2 separate regions of the Homo sapiens genome follow, and region 2 is linked to region 1. Evidence: chromatin loops called from intact Hi-C (ENCODE). Cell type or tissue: CD14-positive monocyte. All regions are shown on one strand. Each heading gives the region's core, and the rest is flanking DNA. Links, peaks and the distances in the headings are about the cores only.

The links. Peaks named below come from ENCODE experiments on the same cell type or tissue, not always from the same donor. Only the 100,000 strongest peaks of a DNase experiment are listed, where the experiment ranks them.
Region 2: it touches region 1 in a loop (2.3-fold over the local background); 2 of 110 quality-filtered maps call a loop at or near these places.

The regions. Positions count from the first base shown.
Region 1 is chr1:51,162,566-51,178,715 of GRCh38, forward strand. No RefSeq gene overlaps it. Among named protein-coding and RNA genes, the nearest start is that of LINC01562, 64 kb to the right of the region's middle. In CD14-positive monocyte, for the core only: no CTCF peak of the experiment used is centred there; DNase peaks (open chromatin) are centred at 7,996 and 10,446; H3K4me3 peaks cover 1,065 bases; H3K27ac peaks cover 2,994 bases.
Region 2 is chr1:50,969,014-50,985,163 of GRCh38, forward strand. It overlaps CDKN2C (cyclin dependent kinase inhibitor 2C), which reads left to right and starts at 1,232. Exons shown (of 2, transcript NM_078626.3): 1 at 1,232-1,484; 2 at 4,880-5,621. The coding sequence starts at 1,356. The coding sequence ends at 5,257. RefSeq lists enhancers at 1-70, 7,439-7,488, 7,829-8,118, 8,189-8,298, 8,389-8,468, silencers at 301-570, 8,619-8,788, 9,019-9,078, 9,099-9,318 and a cis regulatory region at 9,750-10,259. In CD14-positive monocyte, for the core only: no CTCF peak of the experiment used is centred there; a DNase peak (open chromatin) is centred at 8,148; H3K4me3 peaks cover 3,218 bases; H3K27ac peaks cover 606 bases; H3K27me3 peaks cover 4,756 bases.

The DNA of each region.
Region 1 (16,150 bases), core at 3,024-11,023:
CCTCAAAGTAATAAAAGCCATCTATGACAAACCCACAGTCAACATCATACTGAATGGGGAAAAGTTAAAAGTATTCCCCTGAGAACTGGAACACAACAAGGATGCCCACTTTCACCGCTTCTATTCTGGATAGGAAGTCCTAGCCAGAGCAATCAGACAACAGAAAGAAATAAAGGGCATCCAAATTGGAAAAGAGGAAGTCAAACTGTCGCTATCTGCCAATGATATGATTGTATACCTAGATAACCCGGGCCGGGCACAGTGGCTCATGCCTGTAATCCCAGCACTTTAGGAGGCTGAGGCAGGTGGATCACCTGAGGTCAGGAGGTCGAGACCAGCCTGGCCTACATGGTGAAACCCCATCTCTACTAAAAGTACAAAAAATTAGCCAGGCGTTGTGGCATGTACCTGTAGTCCCAGCTACTTGGGAGACTGAGGCAGGGGGATAGCTTGAACCTGGGAGGCAGAGGTTGCAGTGAGCCAAGATCATTCCAGCCTGGGCAACAGAGTAAGACTCCATCTCCAAAAACAAAAACAAAAACAAACAAAACAAAACAAAACCAACCCTGAAGACTCATCCAAAAAGCTCCTAGACCCGAGAAATGAAGTCAGTAAAGTCTCAGGATACAAAATCAACATACAAGCCAGGTGCAGTGACTCATGCCTGTAATCCCAGCACTTTGGGAGGCCGAGGCAGGCGGGTCACTTGCAGTCAGGAGTTTGAGACCAGCGGGCCAACATGGTAAAACCCCATCTCTACTAAAAATACAACAAAAGCAGCCAGATGTGGTGGCAGACACTTGTAATCCCAGCTACTTGGGAGACTGAGGCAAGAGAATTACTTGAACCCAGGAGGCAGAGGTTGCAGTGAGCAACAGGGTGAGACCCTGTCTCAAAAAAAAAAAAAATCAATGTACACAAATCAGTAACACTGCTATACACAAACAGTAACCAAGCTGAGAATCAAATCAAGAACTCAATCCCTTTTAAAACAGCTGCAAAAAAAATTAAAATACTTAGGAATATACTTAACCAAGGAGGTTAAAGATCTCTACAAAGAAAACTACAAAACACTGCTGAAAGAAATCACAGATGACACAAACAAATGGAAACACATCCCATGCTCATGGATGGATAGAATCAATATCGTGAAAATGACCACATGGCCCAAAGCAGTCTACAGATTCAATGCAATTTCCATCAGAATACCATCATCATTCTTCACAGAACTAGAAAAAACAACCCTAAAATTCATATGGAACCAGGCTGGGCACAGCGGCTCATGCCTGTAATCCTAGCACTTTGTGAAGCTAAGGTGGGCAGATCTCTTGAGGTCAGGAGTTTTGAGACCAGCCTGTCCAACATGGTGAAATCCTGTCTCTACTAAAAATACAAAAATTAGCCAGGTGTGGTGGTGTGAGCCTGTAGTCCCAACTACTTGGGAGGATCAGGTGGGAGAGTCGCTTGAATCCAGGAAGCAGAGGTTGCAGTGAGCCAAGATTGAGACACAAGACAGGTGACAGAGCAGGACTCTGTCTCAAAAAAAAAAAAAAAAGAAAAGAAAAAAGAAAGAAAAAAATTCACTTGGAAACAAAAAAAAAGCCCACATAGCCAAAGCAAATCTAAGCAAATAGAACAAATCTGGAAGCATTCATTACGTTACCCAGCTTCAAATTATACTACAAGGCTATAGTTACCAAAACAGCATGGTACTGGTATAAAAATAGGCATGTAGACCAGGGAACAGAACTGAGAACCCAGAAATAAAGCCAAATATGTACAGCTAACTTATCTTTGACAAAGCATACAAAAACATAAAGTGGGGAAAGGACACCCTATTCAATAAATGGTGCTGGGAATACTGGCAAGCCACATGTAGAAGAATGAAACTGAATACATAAGTATATAATATATATATTATATAGGATTATTATGCATATTATATACAGGAATATTATTCAGCTTTAAAAAAGAAGGAGATCCTACCATTTACCACAACATGGATGGATTTGGAGGACATTATGCCAAGTGAAATAAGGCAGTTACAGAAAGGAAAATACTACATGATCTCACTTATATATGGAATATTAAACAAACAAATACATACGAATAAAGAGTAGAATGGTGCTTACCAGTGGCAGGGGTGGGTCATGGGAAGATGTATATCAAATGGTACAAAATTGCAGTTATGTGTGATGAATAAGTCTCAGATCTAATGTACAACATGAGGACTATAGTTAATAATATTGTATACTGATAATTTGCCAAAAGAGTAGGTTTTAAGTACTCTTACCATAACAAGAAAAAAAAGGGAGAAAAGGTAAATGTATGAGATAATGGGTATATTAATTTGCTTGACTGTGGTAATCCCTTCACTATGTATATGTAGATCAAGATAAGTACAGCAAAACATCATGTTATACATTCTAAATATATACAATAAAAAATAGCAAAATCATGCTTTAATCAGACATGATACAGTACCTTTTTTTTTTGAGTGGGGGTCTCACTCTGTCACCCAGGCTGGAGTGCAGGGCACGATCTCAGCTCACTGCAACCTCCTACCCCCAGGTTCAAGAAATTCTCCTGCCTCAGCCTCCTGAGTAGCTGGGATTACAGGCATGCACCACTATGCCTGGCTAATTTTTGTATTTTTAGTAGAGATGAGGTTTCACCACATTGGCCAGACTGGTCTCAAACTCCTGACCTCAGGTGATCTGCCCACCTTGGCCTCCCAAAGTACTGGAATTACAGGTGTGAGCCACCATGCCTGGCCTCAGAACCTCTTTTATAACAACAAAAAAGTATCAACTCTCTTGCTAAAAGAGGCTACAAAGTCCCCTTATCTGTCTTTGGGTGACATTTGTTTCTCATCTAGTGAGTCACAGATCTCTATTTGCATTCTGTTAACCTAAGTAATGAGATGCTTAGTTAACCACTATTAACAGATGTTAGATAGTAAGGAAATGACATAGGAGAAGAAAAGAAAAAGAATTGGTTAAAATATATACAAATACACTTCAAAGTAAGACTGAAATAGCTATAATTGCTACCATCATTATTTCTGTAACTGATCACATAGCTGAGACAGAAAGCAAAATATTCACTACTGGATTATTAGGAGTAATAGTGAGAGGAGTCACCCTTGTGTCTTGGGCCTGAGAATCCTGGCCATGAGACAGGCAGCACCATATCTTGGTAGCTGAGCATGTACCACATCCTGGAGGACATTTCCTGGGCCCTGCAAAGTATTGCCAGCCAGCCAGCACTATAACTGAGTCTTCAAAACTCCTTTTACTATTGTATTAGGCTATTACTTCAGGGTAATGGGAAACATGGTAAGACAAGTGAATTCTGTGAGCATTAACCCACTGACACACCTCATTTGATGTAAAGTAAAATTATTTTCTGGTCAGAAGCAATCCTTTCAAAATACCATGATGGTAAATGAAGTGCTCTGAAGTCCACGGAATGTGGTCTTGGAAGGCAAATCCATTTCCAAAGTAAGGGTATATTCCAGTAAGAATAAAGATGCCTTTGCACGGTGGAAGCAGTCCAATATAATCAACCTGGCTGCAGGTGGCTGACTCAACTCCCCCACCCCCTCCACACCCTCAGGAAATGGAGAACTAGTGTTGGTATCCGCCGTTGGCAGGTTGGGCACTCAGAAGTGGCTATAGTCATATCAGCTTTAGAGAGTGGAGGTTCATATTGCTAACCCATGAGTAATCGCCATCCCTTCCACCATGGCCACATTGTTCAGGAGTCTATTGAGCAAGGACAAAGGTGACTGTTGAAAGAAGGTAACTGACTTCATGGACTGCATCATCTTATCTACCTGACTATTAACATCTTCTGATGTTCCTCATTGAGGAGCTTCTAAATGGGGCTCAAATTTATCTTCACACTCTGTACCCACTCAGAGAAATTTATCTACATACATCTTCCTCAGATTCCTTGTCACTGATTTTCTTTTTTTATTTTATTTTATTTACTTATTTTTTATTTATTTTTATTTTATTTTATTTTATTTTATTTTTATTTTATTTTTTTGAGACAGAGTCTCACTCCGTCGCCCAGGCTGGAGTGCAATGGCACAATCTCAGCTCACTGCAACCTCCGCCTCCCAGGTTCAAGCAATTCTCCTGCCTCAGCCTCCCAAGTAGCTGGGATTACAGGCGCCCGCCACCACACCCCACTAATTTCTTGTATTTTAGTAGAGACAGGGTTTTGCCACATTGGCCAGGCTGGTCTCAAACTCCTGACCTCAGGTGATCTTCCTGCCTTGGCCTCCCAAAGTGCTGGGATTATAGGCGTGAGCCACTGCGCCCGGCTGTCACTGGTTTTCTAATTGTACTTTTTACAAGTTTCCAACCCTCCAGCCAAACCAATAGCTATTGCCGATGAATCAGTAGAGATCTGTATCTCTGAATATTTATCCTTTCAGGCTATACCAAGTGCACTGCTCAAAGTTATACCTACTTAGAAGATTTTCTTTCACCAATGCCCATCAGGGCCATACCTTAGCAGGACTGTGGTGTTCCAGCTGTGAACTTTCAGAAGATGCTGGCATATCATACAGAACTATCTGTAAACCAAGCTCAAGTATATTCTTCGTCAGTCAACTGGTGACAAGAAACTCTACTTGATGACATTGATATGTGTTGAGAAAGAGAAGGTCATGTAATAGGACCAAGAGCCATGGATCTCTTAACCATTTCCTTGTGCAATTTGTTTATGCCTTCAGAATATGCTCAAAGCCAATTATGTCCCAATTCCACTAATTGACTGAGTGCATATATGCATGCCTAACTTTATGTCTTGATGGATCAGACAACATTCACTTCATGGTAAACAGCTCAACTCATGTAGTAACTTGGTGACCATGGTCATATGTTAAGTTTCTAGTAGTTTAATAGCAAGCCATAAGGATAACAATTATTGGCAGAGGAGAACATAGCTTTGCTTCAAATTCTATAGGCTCTGATTTACCAATAGTGGTCTGTAAAAGTCTCCATTATAGCATCCCTATCTGCTATAGACATTTCAAGAAGCATGGATATGCTGGGTCATATGGCCCACGTGGCAGAACTACTGACATGGCAGCCTGGACCTGTTGCAGAGTGTTCTATTCTTCTGGGCCCCACTCACAACTAGAAGAACTCTTTCGGGTTACTCAGCAAATGAGTCAGAGTAGCACAGTTAAAGAAGTATATGTTACCTCCCATATCCAAAGAAGCCCACTAGACGTTGCGCCTCTTGGTGCCTAAGTGTATGTTGCCTCTAATATCCAAAGCAGCCCACTGAGCATTGTGCCTCTTGGTGGTTGGTGGAGTCAGATGCAGAAACTAGTCTTTCACCTTGGAAGGATATCTGAACATGCTCCAGACCACTCGATGCCTAGTAATTTTACTGAGGCAACACTCTCTTGAATTTTTTGGTATTTATTTCCACCCTTTGGCACACATTATATTATTGACTTGTTTAGAGTAGCTGGTAATTCTTGCTCACCAGTTCCAGTCAGGATGATCTCAAAAATATCCTATGGATCAAGACCCATTTGGACCAGATTATAACATAACGGAGGGTTAGAGAGGTAATACAGCCCTGAGGTAGAACAGTGAAGGTGCAGTGCTGATCCTTCCAGGTGAAATAAAACTACTACTTGTAGTCTATAATAACAGGAAGAGAGAGAAAAGCATTTGCCAGTGGAGTAGCTGGATAACAGATTCAAAAGAATGTGTTTCTTTGCTCCAGCAATGAATCAATGCCTGAAACAGTGGCTGTAGTTGGAAGAACCACATGATTACATTTGCAACAATCTACTTTCATTTTCTAAGATCTATTTTCTCCACAGACCAAATAGGCAAGTTGAAAGAAGATGTGGCAGAAATCACCACCTCTGCATCCCTTAAGCAACACTAATCACTACAATCTATGTGGTATTGCTCTTGGTTTACTATTGTGAAAGGGAAAACCATTCTAGTGGCTTCCATTTGGCATTTGCTACCACAATAACCCTCATTCCACGGGTCAGGGAACCTGTGTGGAGATTTTGCCATTTGCTAAGTACATTTATTTCAAATACACATTCTGGAACTGGAGTAATAACCATGGGCCCACTGAGATGAACCCAAACCAAAACTCCATTAATAACCTGACCTCCATAAGCCTCTGTTTTGACTAGAAGACCACTGTGACATTTTAGGTCTCCAGGAATTATGTCAGTCCACAACCATTATCTAGTAATCCATAAGAAAAATCTAGCTTTTATTTCCCTTAGCCTAATAAACTGTCACTCTGGTAAATGGCTGCAAAGCTTTTGTGGAGAGCCTAGGAGAAAGATTTACAGTGTAAATTTCAAACAGAGAGGCAGGGTCTTTCTTCAAAACCCATTCTTTATCCAAAGGGATCTGGGCCTGTGAACCGGCTCAAATCTGCGAAGTGGTTGAGGAGCCACAATTCTATACTGTGGTAGCTCAAGTCAGACATATTTATCAGAGCTAGAGCTTTTCCTCTTATTCAAGTCAAGTAAGTCTTTAAAGATTAAAGTCTGTCTCCACTGTGGTTGACAACAGCTGAAGCGTCTGCTTGGCTCTTTCAGTTCCCAGCTGTTGTTTTCTCCAGATCCCTTGGATTTTCACCCATGCATGTACAGTTCAAAAGTGAGCCAAGGATTTGAGGGGCATTTATATACAAATTTGGGGCTCTGACATCCACATCTCCCTCCTTTCTAGGATTTTCTCCCTTCCTTAATTTCCAGGCGCTCTGGCAGTTTGAAATTCCTTTTCTAATTCCTCAGGTCAATAAGACTCTAGCTTTCTGCTTTCAGATCTAGCCTCCAGGTATTACAGAAAGTCGGGAATATCCTAAGTGGGAAAGCCTATTAAACATATATCTTAACTAATGTATTATTGTTTCCTTCTTTCAAATGCCAAATCTCCAGCTTCTGCTCTGTTTTAGTGGCCCTTCAGTTCATAATCGTTATCTGCAGGAGAATTTATTCAGTATAAGCAATTATGTCATTACCAGAACTTTCTACTTTTTTTCGGTAGTTTTTCAATTATTTCTCAAGCATATTATTGAGGGCAACTGTCATATGTAATCAGTCTACTATCTTTTTTTTTTTTTTTTTTTGAGATGGAGTTTTGCTCTTGTTGCCCAGGCTGGAGTGCAGTGGCACGATCTCAGCTCACCACAACCTTCTCCTCCTGGGTTCAAATGATTCTCCTGCCTCAGCCACCCAAGTAGCTGGGATTACAGGCATGGGCCACCACGCCTGATCAGCCTACTATCTTGAAAGCAGTGTTCCAGTTTTACAGTCTCTAAAGGCCTCCAACCATTGATCAAACCAATATCTAAAAATTTTACCCTTCTAGGTCCTAGCAAGCAAGAAGGGGTGGTAAATTTATCTAATGGCTGAATTTCAGGCAAAAGAAAATCCATGATGCCCTGTTCTTATTTCAATATTGATTGGCCTCACAGCAGATGTGGAAACTAAGAAAGAGAATTGAAAAGAATGACATATCACCATAATTGTATGATATGTCTTTAAGTTATAGTAGTTTACCTTAAAATGCTATTATAGTATATTTGTATACATTTTGTATACAGTAATGCACCATATAATTTTTCAGTCAACAATGGACCACATATATGACCATGGTCCCATAAGATTACAGTGGAGCTGAAAAATTCCTGTTGCCTAGTGATGTTGTACCCATTATAACATAATAGCACAACATATTGCCTTTTCTATGTTTAAATACATTTAGATACACCAATATTTACCATTGTGTTACAATTTTGTACAGTATGCAGTACATTAACATGCTATACAGTTTTGTAGCTTAGAAGCTATAGGCTATATGCTGTATAGCCTAGGTATGTAGTAGGTTATACCATCTAGGTTTGTGTAAGTACACTCCATGATGTTTGCACAATGATGAAATCACCTAATGACACATTTCTCAAACCATATCCCTGTTGTTAAGCAATGCATGACTGTATCTAGTGCATATAGTACATTGTGTAAGTATCTTACAAGAGTATATGTCATTTCCCCCCACCATTCTTTGTGCTTTGTTGTCATGCATTTTACTGTTACTTTTGTTTAAAACGCCACACTACATCATTATTATTTTTACTTGAAATAGCAAATTATTTTTTAAAAGAATAAAAGCGAGGGCCAGGCGCAGTGGCTCATGCCTGTAATCCCAGCACTTCAGGAGGCCGAGGCAGGCAGATCACTTGAGGCCAGGAGTTCAAGACCAGCCTGGCCAACATAGTGAAATCCTGTTTCTACTAAAAATAAAATAAATAAATAAATAAATAGCTGGCCGTGGTGGTGCACACCTGTAAAAAAAAAAAAAAAGAGAGAGAGAGTGAGTGAGAAATGTATCAGCTTACAATGCTTTGCACAGACAAATGCAAGTTTGAAGATACCTAAGTTAAAATAGTATATATTTCTTTTTTTTTTTTTTTTTGAGACAGAGTCTGGCTCTGTCACCCAGGCTGGAGTGCAGTGGCGCGATCTCCACTCACTGCAAGCTCTGCCTCCCAGGTTCATGCCATTCTCCTGCTTCAGCCTCCCGAGTAGCTGGGACTACAGGCACTCGCCACCACGCCTGGCTAATTTTTTGTATTTTTAGTAGAGACGGAGTTTCACCATGTTAGCCAGGATGGTCTCAATCTCCTGACCTCATGATCTGCCCGCCTCGGCCTCCCAAAGTGCTGGGATTACAGGCGTAAGCCACTGCGCCTGGCCAAAATAGTATATATTTCTTTAAAAATCACTATGTATTAGAACTTGTGGGAAAAGGCAATAACAAAAATAAGAAAAAAATTTTTTTAATCACAGGTACTATTGAAGTATAAACAAGTTTTAGAAAGTACTGGTTATACAGGTTGTAGAAAACACTTTCACAGGACCTGAAATCAGTTTAAGGAAAATATCTGAGCCTTAAGCATTGAAGGCACTTGACTTTATACCAGCAACAGCACAATTACAAGAAATGCAGTGTTGTAGATGATTCCACCTCTCTGAAGTATGAATGGGGTACATACACAGCAAGTAGAGTTCAGGAAACTTTATCTTTCAGCCACCCCATCTAAGAGCAGGATTTTGCCTGCCAGTATAACCCAGATACACAGTCATATGCAGACACATACAACGAAGCTTCCAGAGCTTATCTGACTTCTTAGACAGAACTCACATAAGCACACAAACACAAACTGAAATCATAACAAACAGTCTCTTGGACCACAGTGCAATCAAATTAGAATTTAAGATTAAGAAATTCACTCAATTGGCTGGGTGCGGTGGCTCACACCTGTAATCCCAACACTTTGGGAGGCAGAGGCAGGTGGATCGCCCGAGGTCAGGAGTTCAAGACCAGCCTGGCCAACATGGTGAAACCCCATCTCTACTAATAATACAAAAATTAGTGGGGCATGATGCCACACACCTGTAATCCCAGCTATTCAGAAGCCTGAGGCAGGAGAATCACTTGAATATGGGAAGCGGAGGTTGCAGTGAGCCAAGATCACACCTGAGTGACAAGAGTGAAACTCCGTCTCTGAAAAAAAAAAAAAGAATCCTGAATGACTTTTGGGGTAAATAATGAAATTAAGGCAGAAATCAAAAAGTTCTTTGAAACTAGTGAGAACAAAGATACAATGTACCAGAGCCTCTGGGATGTAGCTAAAGCAGTGTTACAAGGAAAATTTATAGCTCTAAATGGCCACATCAGAAAGCTAGAAAGATCTCAAGTTAACAACCTAACATCACACAAACACAAGAGGGTATTTCAAGACACACACTTGCAAGTGCTCTTTCTACAGAAACAGCCAAAGTATTATAATATTCAGAATGTGGAAGATTGACACAGAGTCTGAGGATTTTGTTTTTTGAGATGGAGTCTTGCTCTGTTGCCCAGGCTGGAGTGCAGTGGCACAACCTTGGCTCACTGCAACCTCCATCTCCCAGGTTCAAGTGATTCTCCTGCCTCAGCCTCCCGAGCAGCTGGAACTACAGGTGTGTGCCACCACGCCCGGCTAATTTTTTGTATTTTTAGTAGAGACGGGGTTTCACCATGTTAGCCAGGATGGTCTCCATCTCCTGACCTTGTGATCTGCCTGCCTCGGCCTCCCAAAGTGCTGGGATTACAGGCGTAAGCCATCGCACCTGGCCAGTCTGAGGATTTTTTAGAGGAAAAAAACAAAAGACTTGGCAATATGATAACTACATAACAGATATGGCAATCTACAGGACAAAAAGACAGCATTTCATAAAACATTGTTCATACAATGCTGTTCATGGAAAACAGTAAAACACCTTTTAGCAGAGTGCGTGTTAACTCTTTTAGTAAGATTATCTGTAATGAGGTTTGAAAGTAAATCACTTAGTAGGCAAAGTAAAGCATTGCAGAACCAGGAAATAGCACCCATCACTTCTGCTTTAATCGTAACTACAGAAAGCTGAAAGTCAAACAATTTTTTAAAAGGCAAAGAAGCATTTCCCTTTGAATTCAGTCCTAAGATAAAAACATGAATGTTTTATAATTAATTTCAAAATAAGTATCTTTCAAGTGTTTTATGAAACATTTTTCCCTGAGAGGCAAATTCAACATTATGAAAACACGTATTTTGCCAGGTAGTTACTGAGAAATGTCAATCCTTCAATTCTATAGAGAAAAAGACACATGGATTTCGTCTCTGAATCCCACAGCCACTTTCATGTTCACTGCTTCTGCTTTACGTTCTGCATCGGTCTCTTAAGGTGGAGATAAAAGTATGATGCTCATTGCTAGAACATCAACAACAAATCAAAAGAAAAATCCAGTAAAGGATGGCAGGTGTAACAAAAACTGAGTTTCTGAGGAAGCAAAAACAAGAATTAGGTAAAGTTTTATAAAGAATTCTATAGAAAGACTTAAATATAAAAAACTCACTAAAAATCCTTAAAGCCTGATGGATTATTGCAATGTCAAGTTAGCTTAGGTCTACAGACATGTTGCTAGAAACGAAACTAAAGGGGGCATGTGAGAATATGTTCAAATAATTTCTGCCTTTCAGGATGTTATTTTTTTCCTTAGAAGCCACAGGTGACTTTGAACTTAAATTATTCACCAAAATCACAAAACCAAAACAATAATATAAGAAAAAGACCAACAGCATCATTAAGAAACTTGAATCTCCTCTTCTTTCTTTAGCATCTAAATGGTAGTTATCTAAATTTAACACATAACAGGCACTGGAAGTGGTGATTGTCTGAACAGCCTGATTATCCATAGCCTCAAAAGGAGATCTGATATTTTTGTGATTTGGTTCTCATTAAATTCCTATACCAAGTAAAATGCCAGTTCCTGTGGCCTATGTTTTAAGATGATAGATAGACAGATAGATAGATAGATAGATAGATAGATAGATAGATAGATAGATATACTTTTATATAAATATAGTTTTTTCTGAGAGCAACCTTACTCAGAATTATGAAGTGTATTTGCAGTAGCTGTTCTAAAATCTGTGTCTGCTAATACCATCATCTCTGTCATTTCTGTCTTTCTTTTGATTGATTTTTTTCCTAGTTAAAGGTCATATTTTTCTGCTTCTCCATTTGCCTGGTAATTTCTTATCTGATACTAGACATTGCGGGATATTTTGGTTTTTTGGTTTTCTTGAGACAGGGTCTCACTCTATCACCCAGGCTGGAGTACAGTGGTGCCATCTTGGTTCACTACAACCTCTGCCTCCCAGGTTTAAGTGATTCTTGTGCCTCAGCCACCCAAGTAGCTGGCATTACAGGTGTGGGCCACCACCCCCAGCTAATGTTTGTATTTTTAGTAGAGATGGGGTTTTGCCATGTTGGCCAGGCTGGTCTTGAACTCCTGGCCTCAAGCGGTCCACCTGCCTCAGCCTCCCAAAGTGCTGGATTACAGGCATGAGCCACTGCGCCTGGCTGACAATGTGGTTTTTACATTGTTGAGTGTATTTGCTTACAACACCAACAAAAATCCATCATTGGCGGATTTTTAAAAATTATTTAAATAATGTTGGACTTTGTCAACATTTTAAGGACATAGAATCAGTGTGATCCTTTTGAGTCTTGCTTTTAAGATTTGTTAGATTGGGGCTGGTCGCGGTAGTTCACGCATGTAATCCCGGCACTTTGGGAGGCCAAGGTAGAAGTATCACTTGAGGTCAGGAGTTCGAGACCAGCCTGACCAACATGGTAAAACCCCATCTCTACTACATATGCAAAAATTAGCCAGGTGTGGTAGCGCGAACCTGTATTCCCAGCTACTCGGGAGGCTGAGGCAGGAGAATTGCTTGAACCCCAGAGGCGGAGGTTGCAGTGAGCCATGACAGTGCCACTGCTCTCCAGCCTGGGCAACAGAGAAAAAAAAATTGTTAGATTGGGTCCAGATCAGCCTTTAATCTAAGCAAAATTTAGCTCCACTACTAAGGTGTTCCCCTTCTGAGGACTCTATCCGATCCACTATATATTATTTTGTCTTCCCACTCCGGCTTTGCACACAAAATATTCCCAGCCCTGGGTAAGCTATCGGAATTGTTTGGCCTGCTGCTTTCCAATATTTAGCTTCAGATAATTTCCTCATACATGTGCACAGATCAGTCCTCAGCCAAAGATTCAGGGAGAATCCTCTGCAGTTCTCCAAAGCTCTTTCTTTTTGCAGTTCCCTCCTCTTTGACAGTCTGCCTCACCAGTACTAGCTGTCTTAGCCTCCCCAAACTCCAGTGATTGTCTCCTCAACTCAACTAGACCACCAGACTCTTTAAATTCCTCTTTCCTTATCTGCCGTGTGGAAACTTCCTCCAGGCAGTAAGTCGGGAACTCAAGGGTTCACTTCATTTACTTCCTGTATCTTAGGGTTGATAGTCCTGCAATGCCTGTTACCCAATGTCCAGAAACATTGCTTCATAATTTTTTCTGGGTTTCTAATTAAGTAGAACAGTCCCTGTTATTGCATGATGGCTGGAAGTGGAAGTTCCTCCTACCTCTGGTTTTGCATTATTCCTCAAATCTATCATTTTCCTTATAAGGTCAGAGTGATATTTCATAAATGCAAATCTAATATTATCATTTCTCACTTAAACCTCCTCAATTGCTTCCACCTGAGACTAAACCCATTCTTAAATTCTAGGTTTCATTCATCCTAAAGGGTTTTTGGAATTCACCAAGCTGTTTCATGCACCTACACCTATTTTACTTTCTACCTTTTTATCCTGTAAAAGACAGCTCTCTGCTCCTTTGTGAAGATTTATGTAACTACTCTCTGCATTCGGGCAGTAAATTTCTTCCTCTTTTGGACCTGTGTTTTACCTCATGCTTAATTCTGTGTTCATCATACAGTATTATAATTATTTGTATATCTATCCCCTCTACTGTTTTATGAGCTCCTTAAAAGTAAGGCTTGTATCTTTTCAATGTTTCTATCCCCAGGATTTAGCACGATGCATAGTACATAGTAGATATATGAATTCAAAATTCATTTGAATTTTCAGAATTCATTTGAGAATTCAGAATTAGTCCAACCATCTCTACCTCCAAAATAGATCCCAGATTTGTTCTCTTCTATCTCATCTGTGTTACCCTAATTCAAGTCATTATTTTATCTTGCCTAGATTACTGTAAGTCTTATAAGTATCTCCCTGCTTTTTCTTCAACAATTCATTCTCTATGCAACGGCCAAAGTAATCTTTTTAAACATAAATCAGATTACCGCAATCTCCTCAAAACCTTCCAATGCCTCCCTATTGTACTAAAATTCCAGTCTGGGAGCCATGGCTCACACCTGTAACCCCAAAACTCTGGGAGGCCGAGGTGGGGGATTGCTTGAGGCCAGGAATTCAAGCTCATCCTGAGCCACATAGTGAAACCCCATCAATACAAAAAATAAAAAAATTAGTTGGGTATGGTTGCCTGCACCTATAGTCCCAGCTACTCAGGAGACTGAGGCAGGAGATCACTTGAGCCTAAGGGGTCAAGGCTGCAATAAGCTATGATTGTGCCACTGCACTCCAGCCTGGGAGACAGAGCAAGACCCTGTCTGTAAAAATAAAATAAGTAAATAAATTTCAAATCCTTCATTATATCCTGTACAGTTTTGTATGCAGCAAGTCTTTCCTGCCTCATTAATTTCATTTCAAACCCTTCTCCCCCGTAACTCGATACATTCCAGCCACACGTTATGGTTTTTTGTTTATTTGTTTGTTTTTGAGATGGAATTTCGCTCTTGTTGCCCAGGCTGGAGTGCAATGGCGCAATCTCAGCTCACCACAACCTCTGCCTCCCGTGTTCAAGCAATTCTCCTGCCTCAGCCTCCCGAGTAGCTGGGATTACAGGCATGCACCACCACTCCTGGCTAATTTTGTATTTTTAGTAGAGACAGGGGTTTCTCCATATTGGTCAGGCTGGCCTCAAACTCCTGACCTCAGGTGATCCTCCCACCTCAGCCTCTCAAAGTGCTAGGATTACAGGCATGAGCCACCGCACCCAGCCGGCTGTTACGTTTCTTAAACATACCACACTTAATTCTGCCTTAAGTCTTTGTATTTCTTCCTTCTGGCTGTAAGGGTCTATTTCCAAATTTGGGCATGGCTGACTCTTAAATATTATTCAGATTTCATCTCTAATATCACTTCCTTAGAAGGGCCTTAATGGGCCTACAGGTAGAGTAGAACCCCAGAAGGGGAAAAAGAACCCTGTGGTGTGGAATAGAATTGGAATTAGAGGTATAATTATGTATGTATGTATGTATGTATATGCATAGTGTGTGTTAATTTACACTGATACCTCTAACATCATATATTCATACTATGTATATTCATATTGACAACTCATCCCAGTGGCAATGAACACAGTTAATACCCAGATCTTGGTGTCTAAAAACTATTTCCCACTCAAAGGAACAACACTCCTTGGAAAAATGGCTGATTTCAGGGCCAGGTCAAAGAAAATATGAAGTGATTCTGGAACATTTTCTTGTGCCTAAAGTAAAGCAGTGCTTATAAATTGATGACACCATGCCAAGAGGACATCTAAGCCAGCTTGAAGGGGCTTCCCTGGTCAAATTAGGAAATATTTGAAATTAAAATGAATGACTACATTTATGTAACAGATTATAATATATTGAATAAAAAATAATCCAGCCAGGTGTGGTGGCTCATGCATGTAATCCCAACACTTTGGGAGGCTGAGGCAGGAGGATCACTTGAGCCCAGGAGTTCAAGGCTGTAGTGAGCTATGAGTGAGCCACTGTGCTCCAGCCTGGGTGACAGAGTGAGACCCTGACTCAAAAAAAAAAAAAATCCGTGGGCCCATACTGATAGTGAGAGGTGAAGCCTGCTGGGCTTCTGGGTCGGGTGGGGGCTAGGAGACCTTTTCTGTCTAGCTAAAGGATTGTAAATGCACCAATCAGCACTCTGTGTCTAGCTAAAGGTTTGTAAATGCACCAATCAGCGCTCTGTGTCTAGCTAATCAGGTGGGGACTTGGAGAACTTTTGTGTCTAGCTAAAGGATTGTAAACGCACCAGTCAGCACTCTGTGTCTAACTGAAGGTTTGTAAATGCACCAATCAGCACTCTGTCAAAACAGACCAATCAGCTCTCTGTAAAACGGACCAATCAGCTCTCTGTAAAATGGACCAATCAGCAGGATCTGGGTGCGGCCAATTAAGGGACTAAAAGCAGGCCACCGGAGCCAGCAGGCAATCTCTCAGAACCCTTTTTATACTGTGGAAGCTTTGTTCTTTCGCTCTTCACAATAAATCTTGCTGCTGCTCACTCTTTGGGTCCAGGCCGCCTTTAAGAGCTGTAACACTCACCAGAAAGGTCTGCAGCTCCGCTCCTGAAGTCAGTGAGACCACGAACCCACCAGAAGGAAGAGACTCTGCACACGTCCGAACATCAGAAGGAACAAACTCAGGACACGCTATCTTTAAGAATTGTAATACTCACCGTGAGGGTCCATGGCTTCATTCTTGAAGTCAGCGAGACCAAGAACCCACCAATTCCGGACACAATAGCAACCATCACCGTGAACAATTTTAGAACATTTTCATCACCACAAAAAGAAATCTCATACCCATTAGCAATCACTCCCCGTTTCTCCCCCAGTCTCTGCAAC
Region 2 (16,150 bases), core at 3,981-11,980, 190 kb before region 1:
CAGTGCTGCCAGGCTCTGCTCCAGGGCACAGCTGGCTGGCGGCTGCCCTGTCCGCAGCAAAGGGGCACAGGCCGGGGACCGCGAGAGGTGGCAAAGTGGCACCGGGCGCCGAGGCTGCTGAGCGCTCGCCGAGACGGCGACCGGACTGGCTGCCCCGGAACTGCGGCGACTCTCCCTACTCAGAACTTGGCCTACGTTTCCCAGGACTCTCCCCATCTCCAGAGGCCCCCACAAAACCGGGAAAGGAAGGAAAGGACAGCGGCGGCAGCAGCTCAATGAGTGCCTACAGCAGAAAGCCTGAACGAGCTCGGTCGTAGGCGGGAAGTTCCCGGGGGGGCTGCCCAGTGCAGCCGCAATGCTGCCGCGAGCTGCCCCAGCAGTCCGGGCTCCGTAGACGCTTTCCGCATCACTCTCCTTCCTCGGGCTGCCGGGAGTCCCGGGACCTGGCGGGGCCGGCATGACGGGCTTCTCGGGGGCCCGCCGCACGCCCGGCAGCCTCCGGAGACGCGCGCCGAGCCCGGCTCCCACGGCCTCTGAGGCTCGGCGGGGCTGCGGCTGCCTGGCGGGCGGGCTCCGGAGCTTTCCTGAGCGGCATTAGCCCACGGCTTGGCCCGGACGCGACCAAAGGCTCTTCTGGAGAAGCCCAGAGCACTGGGCAATCGTTACGACCTGTAACTTGAGGGCCACCGAACTGCTACTCCCGTTCGCCTTTGGCGATCATCTTTTAACCCTCCGGAGCACGTCAGCATCCAGCCACCGCGGCGCTCTCCCAGCAGCGGAGGACCCAGGACTATCCCTTCGGCGAGACGGATGGAAACCGAGCCCCCTGGAGGACCTGCCCCTGCAGTTCTGCCTCACACGGCTCAAGTCACCACCGTGAACAAGGGTGGGTGAATGCCTTTTCTTCCCCCTGAATGTCTTTCCTTCCGCGGTATTTTCTGCCCCGATCTATAGTCCCTTGAGTCTCCACACACACTCCTCACAGAGATCTGTAGCGTAGGTACGTGACAGCTCTGCCTACATCTGACGTCCGGAGTCATTAACCAGGAATGTATGTGTGTCTGTGTGTCTCTCTGTGGAGTCGTCAGAATTCTTCATAGGGGTTAAGCTAAAAAAGCGAGGCGAGGAGCCCCTCTCCAATGGCTCAGTTTTGCTGAATAATCACGTGTGAATCGAGGGGCGGGCTTTTGGCAGGCAGATCTTACTAGTATTTACTACCAAGCTCTACTCCAGATTAACCATCCCAGTCCTTCTGTCAGTCTCCGATGCCATCATGCAGCCTGGTTAGGAGCAAAGGAAAGGGGAAAAAGAAAAACGACTAATTCATCTTTTCCTGATCGTCAGGACCCTAAAGAATGGCCGAGCCTTGGGGGAACGAGTTGGCGTCCGCAGCTGCCAGGGGGGACCTAGAGCAACTTACTAGTTTGTTGCAAAATAATGTAAACGTCAATGCACAAAATGGATTTGGAAGGACTGCGCTGCAGGTTGGTATTAAGAGAGGTGGGGAAAACAAGTCAATAATGTTGCCTACGTGACCCGGGTTTCTAGATTTACAGCTTTTAAGCTTTCAGGGACATAAAATTTCACTGTTTTTAAACCTAGTTGGTTGCCATATTTTATATCTTTAAGTGGATGCAACTTCTCAAAATGACGTACTTTGAACAAACTCCTCAAATCCAATAACATCCTTGATATCAAGTGGGGTCCAGATTTGGTCTTAGTTTTTGGAATGTTTTTGTGACGGTGGGGATTTTAAAGTAGTCAGTGTAGGGCCGAGGTTTGTTTGTTTTGTTTTGTTTTTAAAGACAGCTCTGTAAACACATTATTATGATTATTATTTGAAGTAAATACACTGCTATTAGTGGTTTTACGTACTTTGCCCCCAATAATAGACTTTAACGTTAATTTTCTTGACTACTGATGAGGGTGTTTTTCCTTCAAATGCTTCAAGTTTTGACAAACGACCTTTCCTCGTTTGGAATGGGTGGCCTGGGCACCGGGACAGGATGTACATTTTACAGTTAATGTAATACCATCCACTCATTCAGGAGTCGGGAGGAATAAAAAGTTGAATTTTCTAATCAGAGCTCAGCTGCAGTGTCTTTGTCTCTACGGTCATGCCGTGGTGTGCTCTAATTTTCAGTAATTAGATTTACAGGCAACAATTGACACATGTCCAGCTGCCAAGTATTGTACCTGATAATTTTTTTCCTCTTCTGAATGTTATCATGTAACTTAGGTGAAAGGCTTAGAAACAGAAAAATGACAAAATAGTTTAAAATAGTTGCTTTATCAGAGTTCTGATGATATTCTTATGAGCTATTCTTATTTGGAAATGCAACACTTGAAGCTGTTTTTGAAAACCCAGTGGGGAGAGGGTTTTTAGAGGGCTTTGTTTCGGTTACAAGAATTAAAAATTTAAGTGCCAAGAGATATACTATTAACAAACAAAGTCCATACAGTCTGTACATTTTCAGTCAGAATACACTGGCCTTGCAAAAATTTCAGTATTAAGGAAGTTTATGCACAGATACTAAATTATTTATCTTGTTATTGCTGCTACATTAAGTAATGATTTTTTTTCCTTTTTCTACCTAGTAGTTTTGAACAGGTTTAGTGATGATAGCAAAGTAACAAATTTAATATATTGAAAAGTTTCCTTTTGAAAACTCAAAAGATTATATAAACTTCACAAAGAATGAACTACTTAACCCATGTTCATGATAAGATTTTACAGGATTTTTGACGAACAGGAAGACTGGGAAATTAATAATATTCTTTTAAAAAGTTTTGACAAACATTTTTAATACAACTTTGCAATCTTGTTTATATTAAACATACTTATCAAGATACTAACACCCACTTATTGTGGCTTAGTCCTTGTACATATAACGAAACACACACACAGAAACTGGAGTTTCAAGGCTTATTTTCAATATGTATAATCCTGACTCTGAAGTTGTGTCATAAGTCAAGAAATAACTTTCTTCAAAACCGTTTCCAATATTGCTATTATTTTCTGTGAAAAAAGGTGAATTTTCTTCTACAATTATGTTTATTTAACTCAATTTCAAAAGCCTTTTCCACCTTCCTAGTGTACATTTTTCTATCAGGTTAATATCAAAGGCCTTAATCGTATGTTTGCTTTACGAAGATCCAAGGTATCTGTCTCTTATTTTTCTCATTCCAGGTCCTTAAATATGACTAAATCTTTAGGGACAGTTGTGGTCGTATCAATTTTTAATAACCAAAAAGTATGTTTCATTGAAGTTCTTGAAATATAAATTATGTATCACTGTTTACCACTGCTCCAAAGGAAGAGCTAAAAATCAACAGTTTTATCAACAGGGGAGCTTAATATCTTGTCCATCTATGTAGTTTGCATTTACAAAATATTACTCATTTTAAATATATTTTGTTATTTAATGTGTGATTAGATTTTTTTAAACAAACATTTAAAAAAGATAGAACGACTTTGTATTTTCCATTAGCATTTAATTTCATAAACATTGAGTGTCTATTATACAAGATATTTATTATAAATTTAGATTATTATGGATATACCTAGATATAAATAAACCAGTGTAAATTCTGAAAATGTGTGGCATGTTAATGAAAGTAATATTTTTTCACAACTAAATTATATGTATTTTATATTTGCATGCTGTTCTACAAGATACTTTATAAGAGACCACTGTTAGAGTGAAATATATTCAAACAATAGTAGATAATCTTTGTTATGTGAATTATTTGTATGTTGATAGCAAGTGTTAATACCACATTCTGACTTTTAAAATGTTGGCAGTTTACAAATAGCTGTTCCTTAAATGCTTGATAATAACTGAAAAAGGAACTAACACAGGATCACCAGTTGATTATTAAATGAGCTCAAACCACAAGACAAGGCTGTCCGTGTCCCAAAACACCCATTAAATATCTTATTTTTTCTTCTTTTGCTCATTTGAAAATCAGGAGGCTTGTCAGAACTTTGAGAAACAGTATATAATGTAATAGGGTGACTATTTCATTATTTTCAAGAACAGTTGTCCTACAATAATTTCCTACTGTGATACAAGGCATATCAGGAACTTAGTTTTATATAAATTGATATCATAAGCAATTTAGAACACTGTGGCTTATTTAACACCTTAATAATCAGTACTGTTTTGTAACTTAAAATGAAGGATTCTAAACATTGAATACACCTAGTAGCCAATATTAAATAACTTGCAAATAAAAAATATTTTTAAGAAATGCTTGGAAATTTGGAGCTATATCTATTTGGAGGGAACTTGTAAAAATTGATCATTTAAGAAAATATCAGGCCTGGATTTTTAAAACATCATTTTTACACTCACTCATGGAGTTGGTTTAGAGAAACTCAACATCCTTATTTGTTTGCAGTAGCTATTTAGAAAATAAAGTTTAACCACATATGATTTTCTAGAATTAATACCACAGGCACATTTTATGAGCATGAACAATCAAACAGAAGGAGACTCTTATTTAAATCCCAAATTCCATTTCTGTTATTTTAATAAATTCGTGAAATTACACAACTCTTCATGGAACATAGAGAACAGAATTGTTAGCAAATGCTATACATGTTGCACAAATTCTATCTTATTGATCAATTTATCCTACTTTTGGGCCCATTTAAGACGTTCCATCATAGAAGCTCAATTTTTAGAAGTTGTCTTCTACTTTCACCTACTAGCACTTTTCTGCATTTGACCCCTTCAAGCCCCATCCTATGGGTCTTCCGCAAGAACTCCATCAAAAATAAATAGTTACATAAATGGAAGGACAGGCAGATATTTTAAAATATCTCTGTAGCATATGCACTTGAAGGATTCTACCATTTCTACTTCTTTTCCAGGTTATGAAACTTGGAAATCCCGAGATTGCCAGGAGACTGCTACTTAGAGGTGCTAATCCCGATTTGAAAGACCGAACTGGTTTCGCTGTCATTCATGATGCGGCCAGAGCAGGTTTCCTGGACACTTTACAGACTTTGCTGGAGTTTCAAGCTGATGTTAACATCGAGGATAATGAAGGGAACCTGCCCTTGCACTTGGCTGCCAAAGAAGGCCACCTCCGGGTGGTGGAGTTCCTGGTGAAGCACACGGCCAGCAATGTGGGGCATCGGAACCATAAGGGGGACACCGCCTGTGATTTGGCCAGGCTCTATGGGAGGAATGAGGTTGTTAGCCTGATGCAGGCAAACGGGGCTGGGGGAGCCACAAATCTTCAATAAACGTGGGGAGGGCTCCCCCACGTTGCCTCTACTTTATCAATTAACTGAGTAGCTCTCCTGACTTTTAATGTCATTTGTTAAAATACAGTTCTGTCATATGTTAAGCAGCTAAATTTTCTGAAACTGCATAAGTGAAAATCTTACAACAGGCTTATGAATATATTTAAGCAACATCTTTTTAACCTGCAAAATCTGTTCTAACATGTAATTGCAGATAACTTTGACTTTCTTCTGAATATTTTATCTTTCCTTGGCTTTTCCCTTGCTTCCCCTTTTGCCAATCTCAACACCCAAGTTGAAGACTTTGTTTTTAAAATGGTTTGTCCTGATGCTTTTGTCTAATTAAAACACTTTCAAAACAGGACAACATTTTTCTGTGATTTTCCCTCCTTTAGAACCCATACACAACTTATCACTTGCTAAGGAGAACTGTACTAAAAGTTATTGAATGTCTTAAGTCTTTACACTAGAAAAGGTAGACCAACTGGAAAACTAGACATACTCTCTTGATGATTCAGTTGTTTTCATCCTTTACCCATGTCCCGTCCACCTTGGTGCCTAGTATTTCTGCTTTAAAACAAAATAAGGACAACTTTTTTTTTTTTTGAAGATTAAGCCTGAAATTTCAGTGTGAATTTCCCTTAATGTCCAATCTTCCCTTTTTCTCGACATTAAGTCAAATAGTTGAAGGACAGAGTTCAGAAGTAGCAATCTGAAAACATATTTTAGCTCTAAAGTTTTAAAAGAAAATGCCACCTTAAAAATGCTTACCACTAATGGATTTTTAATCACAAAATGAAGCAAATGGTTAAATAATACACTTCCCAAAATTATATCATAAATACACTAAGTGTAATGTGGACTTTTTCTCCCTGAGTGTAAGAAATGTAAAATTACAAAATGTTTAAGCATTAAAGTGCAAATATCAATCTTTAGGCAATGAAAAACAGCGAGACAAATGTATAAATTACATATAAAGGTCATAACTATTTCAGAATTTGCAGAATAATAAATGTAGAAAGTTTTAAAATAATAAATGAGCAACTCCCACAAATGGTACTTAATTTCCACAAAACTTTTTAGTAAAAGAGTATACAATCTTTTTAGGAGCACATTTACCTAAAAAAAATTTTTTAATTTTTAAATTTTTTTTAAGGAAGTAGAAATATTAAATTTCCAAGACAATTTTCTAGCATCTACTACTTGGTCATTTTAATTTACACTTTTCAACAACAGATTTCAATACAGTTATCATTTGCAAATTCATACATACTTTATTCATCATCTACCACATGATCAAAGATGTTTTATGTGAACGTTCCCTCCTACTTCATAAGCTCTCTGCCCTCACTCCAAAAAGAATAAAATGCCTCAAGGTTTATTGAAGGACATGGTTCTGATGCCTGACCTAACAAGGATTGGAATGGCTGGGTGGCAGGCAAGTGGTTTTCAATAATTTATTTTCCATGATAGTATAAAAGAATATAGAAAGAAAAGATTAATCCTTTTAATTTTGCAGTAAAATTTACATTCCCTAAGTGCAAAAAGACCTCATCCTCTGACACCTTTAACCACAAATTACTAAATAAATTTATTTTTGATGGCAACAAAATTGAAACACTTATTTAAGAAAAACAGAGATTGAGGTGGTTTTGAAGTAAAAGTGTCATATTTTGGATTCTAAAATGGAGTCAATATACAAAATATACTACTTTGATAAGCCGAATATTTTTTAACAGAACACTAACTGAAAGTAATTTTTTTAAAAAACCCTCTTACAAGTTACAACTGTAAAGATGGACGGTCATGATTTTAAAATCCAGTTTAATGGACTTCACAGCATCCAACATGTCTCGGCATTTACTTTATTTAATAGAATAAAATTTCCCTTTAGAGATTTCAAATATAAAAGCATAGGACATTCATAAAGCAAAAGAGGAGTTACTTCTGCAGTTGCTTTGTTCTCGGGTGGTCGGAGCACAATAGAGGGAGAGGACGCTCTATCTTTTCATCAGTCTAAAAGTTGTTAGGCATTAAAACATCGCCATATTACTCTAGCTCTGTGCGGGAAGTAGCTTTGCTAATCTAAGTATTTTAGAAATGAGTTATGTGGTCCCCTCTAGGAAATATGAAAAGCCATTATTCAATCTCAAAAACCTCAACAATATTCTGTAAGCCTCTTGAACATGCCGAAATGTATAGGATGGATGAAACGGTGCTGCTGGGGACCTATTTTTCAGCGACCTGAGGTGGGGAGGGAGGGGTCTGAACTTATTCAGATGCAGAGAGTGGGGATGCAAGTGCTAATTAATGGAGTGTCCAGAGCTCCAGGAGACGACGCTGTTGTAAGGATGGAGGATACAAAGCAGAGGATGCGCTCTCAAATTCAGTTCTTCACCGCTGCGTCCACATTCACGTCGGGAAACTTGGTCTCAGCCTTTGCCCAGGAAGCTGAAGCCAGGCTTACACCTGGGGGTGGAGGGCACTAACATGACCTCGGTTCAAGTTCTGGTCCCCGAACTGCTAAACAAAGTGTCTTTTATCACATTTTGGTAGTGAATTAAGTTTTCTGATAAACATTATGCATCTTGCAACGGTGTGATGAGTTCATGTACACACACACCACAATGGGCGACTGATCAATAAGTAGGTTAAGTATTCTGTCCCGAGAAAGCAATATGATGTATTTCCCTTATCGTATTGATCAAAAGAACGTTGTGGATGGAGTCCGTGGCCCAGGACTGGTTTCGAAATCTCAGTTCCCAAAAAGGTGCTTTCGGCTTTTGCCGGGGGTAGAAGTAAATAGTCCATAGGCGCCGGGCAGTCACAGTGCTGGAGCAAGAAAAGGTCGTGCTCACAGCCTTCCTGGCTGCCCTAAGCAACCTTCATCAAAAGGCTACGGGGGAAAGTCCCTGTCTCGGTCTCTGGAGACTGTTCTGCTTTTATATGGCAGTCCCATGAAAACAGCTCCACGCAGGAACCTAGTGAGAGGCAGGAAACAAATTTCCCACCTGAGACCCCGGGTAAAGCTCTGCCCATAGCCAACCCAAGCCTTCCACGGAGGGGCTGCGAAGACATCTTTTCTGTCCCTCTGAAACTCCTTCTCCAGACTCCAGCTCCAACTCCCGGGGCCCTAGTGATAGGAAGCTGGAGCCCAGAGCTCCCTCAGGGCGCGCAGAAAAGCCAGGGGTGGGGGTGGGGGAGCTTCAAAACCGTTAGCTCGCGTTTTTTCCCCCTCCCTCGCTAAGGTTTCTTTTCTTTTCTCTTCCTGTCCAAATATTTCAAATTTCCGCGCCTTAAATAACAGTCTCCTTTTATTTAGTTAGTTTCCTCGGCAGGTTTGGCAGCCCGCTTGTCTCTGCCCCCCTACGGGCCCGGGGCGCCTCGGGCGCCTCGGTGCTGCCTGCAGCCCCCGCGCGCTGCCCCCAGCCCAGCTTGCGCTGTACGGAGCGCGCCCGCCGGAGTCACAGCCCCCTCCTGCCGCGACCTCGCCTGACCCGGCTGTCCGGGCACCCGGAGGCAACTAAGGCCGCCCCCTGCCCAGATGCCGGCCTGCCTCTCAGCTTGACTTCCCTCCCCGGACTTTGGAGTGTCTTCTGCGTTAGGATTTGGATCCCAGTGGCCCTGGAGCGGCAGAAGGGCCGCGGCGATAGGAAAGCAGCGAAGGAGGCCAGTGGCCGGAGTCTGCCCCAGCCCCCACCCGCGGGTAACCTTGGAGGCGCCCTCGGAGTGAGTGTGTGCGCGGCCGCGCGGCCGGCCGGGGCGAGCAGGAGCACCGCGCCGCGGGCAGGAGGCGGGAGCGGGGGGGCGGGGAGGGGGAGCGGGCGCCGGCGCCTCCCGGCCGCCGGCGCAGCGCCCCGGGAGCTGCGGGTTCCCCGGGCGGCCAGGCGACCCCGGTCCTGGCCCTCAGGCAGCGGTCCCCGAGGAGGCGGCAGCCATCCCACTGGACGGTTCTGGCGACCTGTGCCTGAGGACCGGGGCCGGAGGGCGGCCAGGGAGCAAGGGCCAGCGGGCCGGTGAGTGCCTAGCTCTTCGCGGAGGTGAGCTGGCGGCGGGACGCAGCGGGGAGGCTGAGCAAACGGCGCCCGACCTCGATGCCAGCACTCCCTTCCCCTCCCCCCATGACAGCTGAGGACAGCCGGGCTCTGAGCCTCGCGTCCAGTTGCGAGGAGGCAAATGCCTCTCTGGCTTCTTAGCCCCTCAGACTATTCGGGAAGTTGACCTATGGTTTTGTCGGTCCCCCCCCCAACCCCACAAATTACTAGACGCCCAGGACTGACAATGCACGTTCAATTCCGAAAGACCCTCCTCCCGAAACACCGTGAACTGCAGGGCTCGGGTGCGCAAAACACCTAGAAAGGGGTCTTTTTTCAACCCGAAATAGTTTTGAAAATCGAGTACTGTAGGGATCATCAGCGACGCCTCAAAACAATTAAAAAAAAATCCCCAGATCTGGACACAGACTTGCTAAATTAAGGTTCCAGTGAAATGTTTTGTCATTTGCTCTAGAAACATTGTGCGAGCTTCAGGTGTTAGGATGTGGGTTTGGAATTTTCTGTGGTGTCTTTAATCCTCAAAGACATTAAATAACAGCGTGGTTACACCCCCCGGCAAGCGAGCAAAGGTTATCCTTGCCACCACAGCACCTGCAGAAGCACAGTGGAACTCACATATTTTGCTTCCTGAGTTCTAAAATGGCTTCTGAACAGTCCAGAGGTACCAGCACATAGGAGCAGGGGGACCGGAGACCGGGAGAGAGATTGTACATTTAAAAAAACTACGCAGATACTATTACACTTCAATTGTTCCACCTCACCTTTCTCCCCCAGCCCTCATCCTCATCGGACAAGGAAGAATTTTAGTGTAGGCCTGTTCAATAATTCTAAATACAGCCTTTTTCTTTTCTCTCATGTCTCCCCCCACCACCAAATAAAAACAAAAACAAAAAACAACCAGCCAAAAACATCAGCTCTTTGGGGGAGGAAGTAAAAAACCACCAATCCTTATCCAACTACACGTCATTTCTTTTGAGCACTAAGAAGAAATGCTACATACAACCAATGCTATGAAAGAAATAATTTATCAGGACTTCATACGCATTTAATTTGGTATAATTAAAGTGATATTGTCTTTTAACATGAAAATAATGGGACAGTTTCTGAAACTGATGCATGAAAAACTCAAAAATCTTCCTGGACATTTTTGGAGACAGAAGCTTCTGCTCTTTTAATTTTCTAAGTAACTAAGAGTAGTTACTTAGAAAAAGCTGATACTTTATCTTGACCATATAAAGCAGTATCATGCGAATTTTATTTTCATTATGTGTCTTAGATTTTCAGATTAGTTGTATGAATAGTGAAAGATCACATAAAAAGGAAACTGCCAACATCTTTTAATGTTGAATTTTTAATTTAGAAATGCAACTAAATTATTTATCACAACTCTATTAAAATACAGTCCACTCCCTGTTCCTTCTCAGTGGACAGTCTGCACAACTGGCTGGTAAAGAAGTTTGTCCTGAGCTTAAAATTTATGCTTTGGAAACATTATTTTCTAAAATAAAAAAAAAACTTACTGATTTTTAGGAATAATTATTCTATAATTTGGCTACTCCGTACACAACTAATGTAACAGTATATCCTGTCTTACATTTTGGAACTTTTTTGGCAATTCTTGTTCCATAGTTTTCTCCTTCTGATAATTTTATTAAAAAGTAACTGTCCTCAGTGATATATCAGCATTCTGATACCGATTCTGCTAATTCAGGCACTTCACACCAAACCTATACAGGCCATTTAAAAATGAACATGTATTCTTATTTTTGTCAAACTTTGGAACAGCTGTGAATAAATACTAACAATTGAAAGGCCTAGAATAATTAATTTGCAAATCAGCAATAATGTTATAGTGTGGTGATGATTCAAGATGAAATAAAAACTCATATATTAGAAGAATAAATAGGATGAAATTGTTAAATTAATCAGCACTTGATGATTAACAGGATAATATTCCTTGTTTCAGTATTCACATAGACAATACTGTATACTGTGGTGTGCTTTTTAACTATGAAAGATAACATTTAATAATCGTGAGATATAAAAGTAATTGATCACTCCAGAGTATCTTTTTCAAAACATAATTAAAAACAATGGTTTACAAAATATTTCACTATATTATCACCTATAGTTTTGGCTGTCCACCCCACTTTTTAAAAAAATTTCTCTGTATATTTTTTTGTCTCCACATTTTAGGTGATGAACAAAAGTAGCATGTAGATAGAGGTTTTCAATACTTCTTTACTCCTGATTCTTCAGCCACCTATTTGCCTGTTCACAAACATTACTTCAACTTTTAAAGTCATGTTTAATGATGCTAAAAGTAGTTATTATCCCCATTAATTCAAATTTATCATAGGCCTATGAGTGAAAAAGCATTCAGCCTATATTGTATTTAAAATAAAGTTAAGTGAAAAAAAGTGTACATTAGATTACATCAATTGTGTATTTATGTTTGGCATATAAATTAGTTGAAATGTTTTATAATATTTAACATTTCAATACATGCTAACATTTTCAGCATAGAATTAAGATCTAGAAAATCTTAATTTGTGATCTTCAGAAAATAACATTTTAATTTGTCATATTGATAAGACTAATCATTTTAAGAAAATGTTAATTTGTTAATACTTTACAGAAAAATATGAGGAAAAGACTGTGGTATGAAATCCAAAGCAATTTTTTAAAAATAAATTACTCCTACTGGTAAATTACATATTTTAATTGTATTGTTGTTATTTTATAGTTACATTTTGCACTTTGTATGTGGACCAAAGCTTGCTATGTTTATCCATAAGTATATAGTTGGTACTAACCAGTTAATCAAAATAATGTTGTTGGTCCTGTCCTATATGAGTATCCTTATGTATATGTGGATATGCTGAGATATTTCTTACTAAAGTTCAGTACTGAGCAAATGGATGTGGAACAAATACTATCAATTCACTTCACATTACTATTTTAAGATGACAAATTATGATCTACTAAAGAAATATAAACTGATTTTTTTTAGATATAGGTTAAATCATTTTAATTAATGATCCTGGGAAAGATAGAAATTAAAATCTTAGAACTGAAAACACCAATGCAGCTCCTCATTCTACCTAAGTTAATGTTTCAAAAGCTTGTCATGAGGCAAATATATTAAAAAGTCACTTATCCGCAATTTAGAAATTTCAAACATTAGAAAAGAAAGTATGACAGTGACAAGAGGAACAATGAATATTTTAAAGTTTTAGATAGCAATGCCTATAGGTTAATTTAATATTAATTACATGGTGGACAACTTGCTAAAGAATCCAAAAGCAAGGACAAAAAAAGACCAGTAAAAGACATTTGCCCAAGAATCCAAAAGCAGGGCAAACAAGACCAAAAAAATTTCCTTCATTATATCACAATGGTAAATATAAACAAATTAACTTTCTTGGTATGAAACATTTTCCAGTTTTGTGGGAAGTTTTTTTATCATTTTCATTTGGATAATGCTTTTGAAACACATAGTAGAAAAACACACTACTTGATATATATCATGTATAAATTACATACATAATTTACATGTTTTACTAACATACAGCAGACACATATTCCATCTAAAAATAGCAAGCACAACATCATTCTGAAAGGGTGAGTGGATACAGTTGGACATCTGGACTAGACTGAGGGACTATTCAATGTGAAGCCGGAGTAGGGCCACATAGGAGAGAGCACTGAACTGACTGAAGGCTGGTTAATTTGCCCAAGACTGATCAAAATGACTCTGAGCTAGTATAAATTGCCTGCAGTTGTTTAAATATACCATGCCCCTAATGGAAAAGCAAATAACTGTATAAAGACAGTTAACAGAAAGAATATATATATGTCTTTTTAGTCCAGAGGGACATCACAGATGTCATAGAGAAAATATTAATTTGGCAATATAATAGAGAATTGTACATAACAACATCAGCTGAAGATCAGTGATTGCTTTCATTTTCTTTTAAAAAGGCTTATTTATCATATTTTAAAGGTTCAAAATGCACAGTTCTTCAACTATATGACTACTATCTATAAACAATGCATATTAACTTATTAATATTCTAATTTTTAAAATTTCCTCAAGAAATATTCCAGAACACTTGTTGGTTCATCAAACCTTATTGAAAGATCTTGCACCATGCCCTAAGATCAGCAAGTAGAGGTTTTGGCTTACCAACATAAAAGAATTTTAAAGATTAGTGCCTTCTAAGGAAAATATTCTGTTTTGAATTACCAGGATGGAGATCTGGGAATTTTTAGTAGCACTTTTTTGTTTTCCACAAACAAAGATATTATCTTTAAAATCAATGTACAATTAATTTATCATTTCTACAGTAAAGTCATGTTTTATATCATTGTTTTGAGTTTAAATACATAGAATTTAAACAATAGAACAGTCTATGGCCATTGTGAGGTTTCTCTACTCAGCAACAGAACATGCTGAAGAGAAAGCGGATTGAAATATCCGACATAAAATTCAAGCTATGGAACAACGATACTAAATTACCTGATAGAAAAATCACCTCACACAAAAATCATCTACTAATTTGGGGAAAAGGAGTGGTGAAAAAAGCATTTAAATATCTTTCCATTAGATTAAAAGATTACTGTCTCCTATCCAATATTGTAGGAGGAAATAAAATCCTAGATATTTAGGAAAAGGATCTGAACATGCTAAAAACAAGTGGTCTGCATTTACAAGTGTGATGGTGATTGATCTGAGAGGATGATCTGAAGATGTTTTAATGTAGTTGTGAATATGTTCGCATAGAAGAATGCTAAAAACTATTGAATTATATTGAATTTTGTCATAATTTATAGGCTATTAAATCATATTTATACAAAAAAGATACTTTGATAAATGTCTTTTCTTGGTACTTCTTAATTTATTCACTTATTCATTCAGTGTATATTTCAGTGAGAGAAAAGAAACACATAAGCAAGTTAATAAATCAATATTTATTTTGCATCTGTATGACCTAGTTTAATATTTAAGACTCCTTCATGGATTGGGCTTTATTATCCCATTTTACAAATCAGGAACTCAGATTTGATGACGCTAAGTAACTTGTCCACAGTCACAAGCTAGTAATTTATAGCATAAGGATACAAACTGGTGTCTTTTTCTACTGCACTATGGCCAGATGGAAAGATCTTTCAGGAAAATTACCACAAATCCATCAACTCAACAATCACATATTAAGGACCCATCATTATGGTCACTTAATAGGTTTACAGTCTTGGGACTAATTATATCTGAGGCTTTCCACATCTGTGAAATGGGGGTAATAATACCTAATTTGCCATGTTATTGTAAATAATAAATGAAATGTGTGCAAAGTTCCTGGTACTCAGTAAGCCTTTAATAAATGACAGCTATTACAGGAATACACAGTAATAGAAAATCCATGCTTGACCTCAAGGAACTTAAAAACGATTTGGGTAAATGAAGTTTACATATGGCATACTAAAGCAACTGGAAAGTAAGCAGGGTATAAGCAAGTGCATAGTAGTGTGTGGTGCACATTGCACCCAAAAGCACCCTTATCATGGAAAATCTTATAGAAGGCTAATGATATGGATTTGAATGTCCTACAGTGGGAACCTTTCCTTACTGAGAAGAAAAATGTTTGTTTTTCTAGCATGTAACCTCTGAGGGTGTTTATGTCTAACAAATATATCAGGTGAACAATGGAAAGTGACTGCATGGACAGAAAATATAAAAATCATACATAAGCAGGTCTTTTGAAAGATACCTTTCATTATTTTGGAATAAGTAAATATTATGATACTCTGATACAAATAGGAATAGAAAAACAGCAAGGAGTTTCATAATCATTACAAAATGGGATCCATAATAAGTAGTATAGAATAGTGAATGGCTTTAGGGCAAAATAAACTTGTTTCTAACTCTGGTACTTATTATGTATCACACCTTGGAACAGGCATTTAATCTTTCTGACCTTTACTTTCTGTATTTGAAAAATGGGTATAACAATATTTACAGAGTTGTAATATTTACAAATATTATTTATTAATAAAGTCACTTCAAACTCTAATACAGGAAACTTGAAAGGCCGTAAACCTATAGGTTTCCTGAGACCTAGATTTAATTATATTAATCAGAAAGAAAAGAAAACCCATCCTAGGTGACCATGACCCTGAGTAACACAGACATTTGTGAATTAATAAAAACTTCAAATTAAGACTTAAAATTATCACTCCAAGCAACTTTACATACCTATGCATCTGCTCAATATACAAGTACATTCAGTTTAATAACCAATAGGTAATTTACAAATACCTATTATATGTGAGGTATTGTTCTATATGCTTGTATTCAATGGTAAGTAAGACACCATCTCAACTCTCAAGAAACTAGCAATTTTGTGAGAAACAAAATGCCATGTACAGAATACAATAGAATATTAGGCATAATTGAGATGTAAAATAAATAACAAATTTCACTTGGAAAGTAATAATAAGTACCTGAGAGAAACCAAACCCCATTTTCAGAAAGTTATTATTGAAGAATCAAGTAGACTTCCATTTCCAACAAAATGAAAATTAAATATCCTAAAAAATCTTGCCAGCACACAACAAATAAATTTTTGAAAACATATTTTGGAATGCAGAGTTGCATTAGTAAAAAAGTAAGAAAAATCTACAGAGACCAAAAATGAGAGAAAGCCAAGTCCTGATGCCAGCTGCTCTGGGGGGCAGCTACTGATCCCTGGTGTATTCGTTTCGTGGGGCTGCTGTAAAAATGTACCACAAACTCAGTGCCTTAAACAACCAAAATTTATTGTCTCACAGTTCTGGT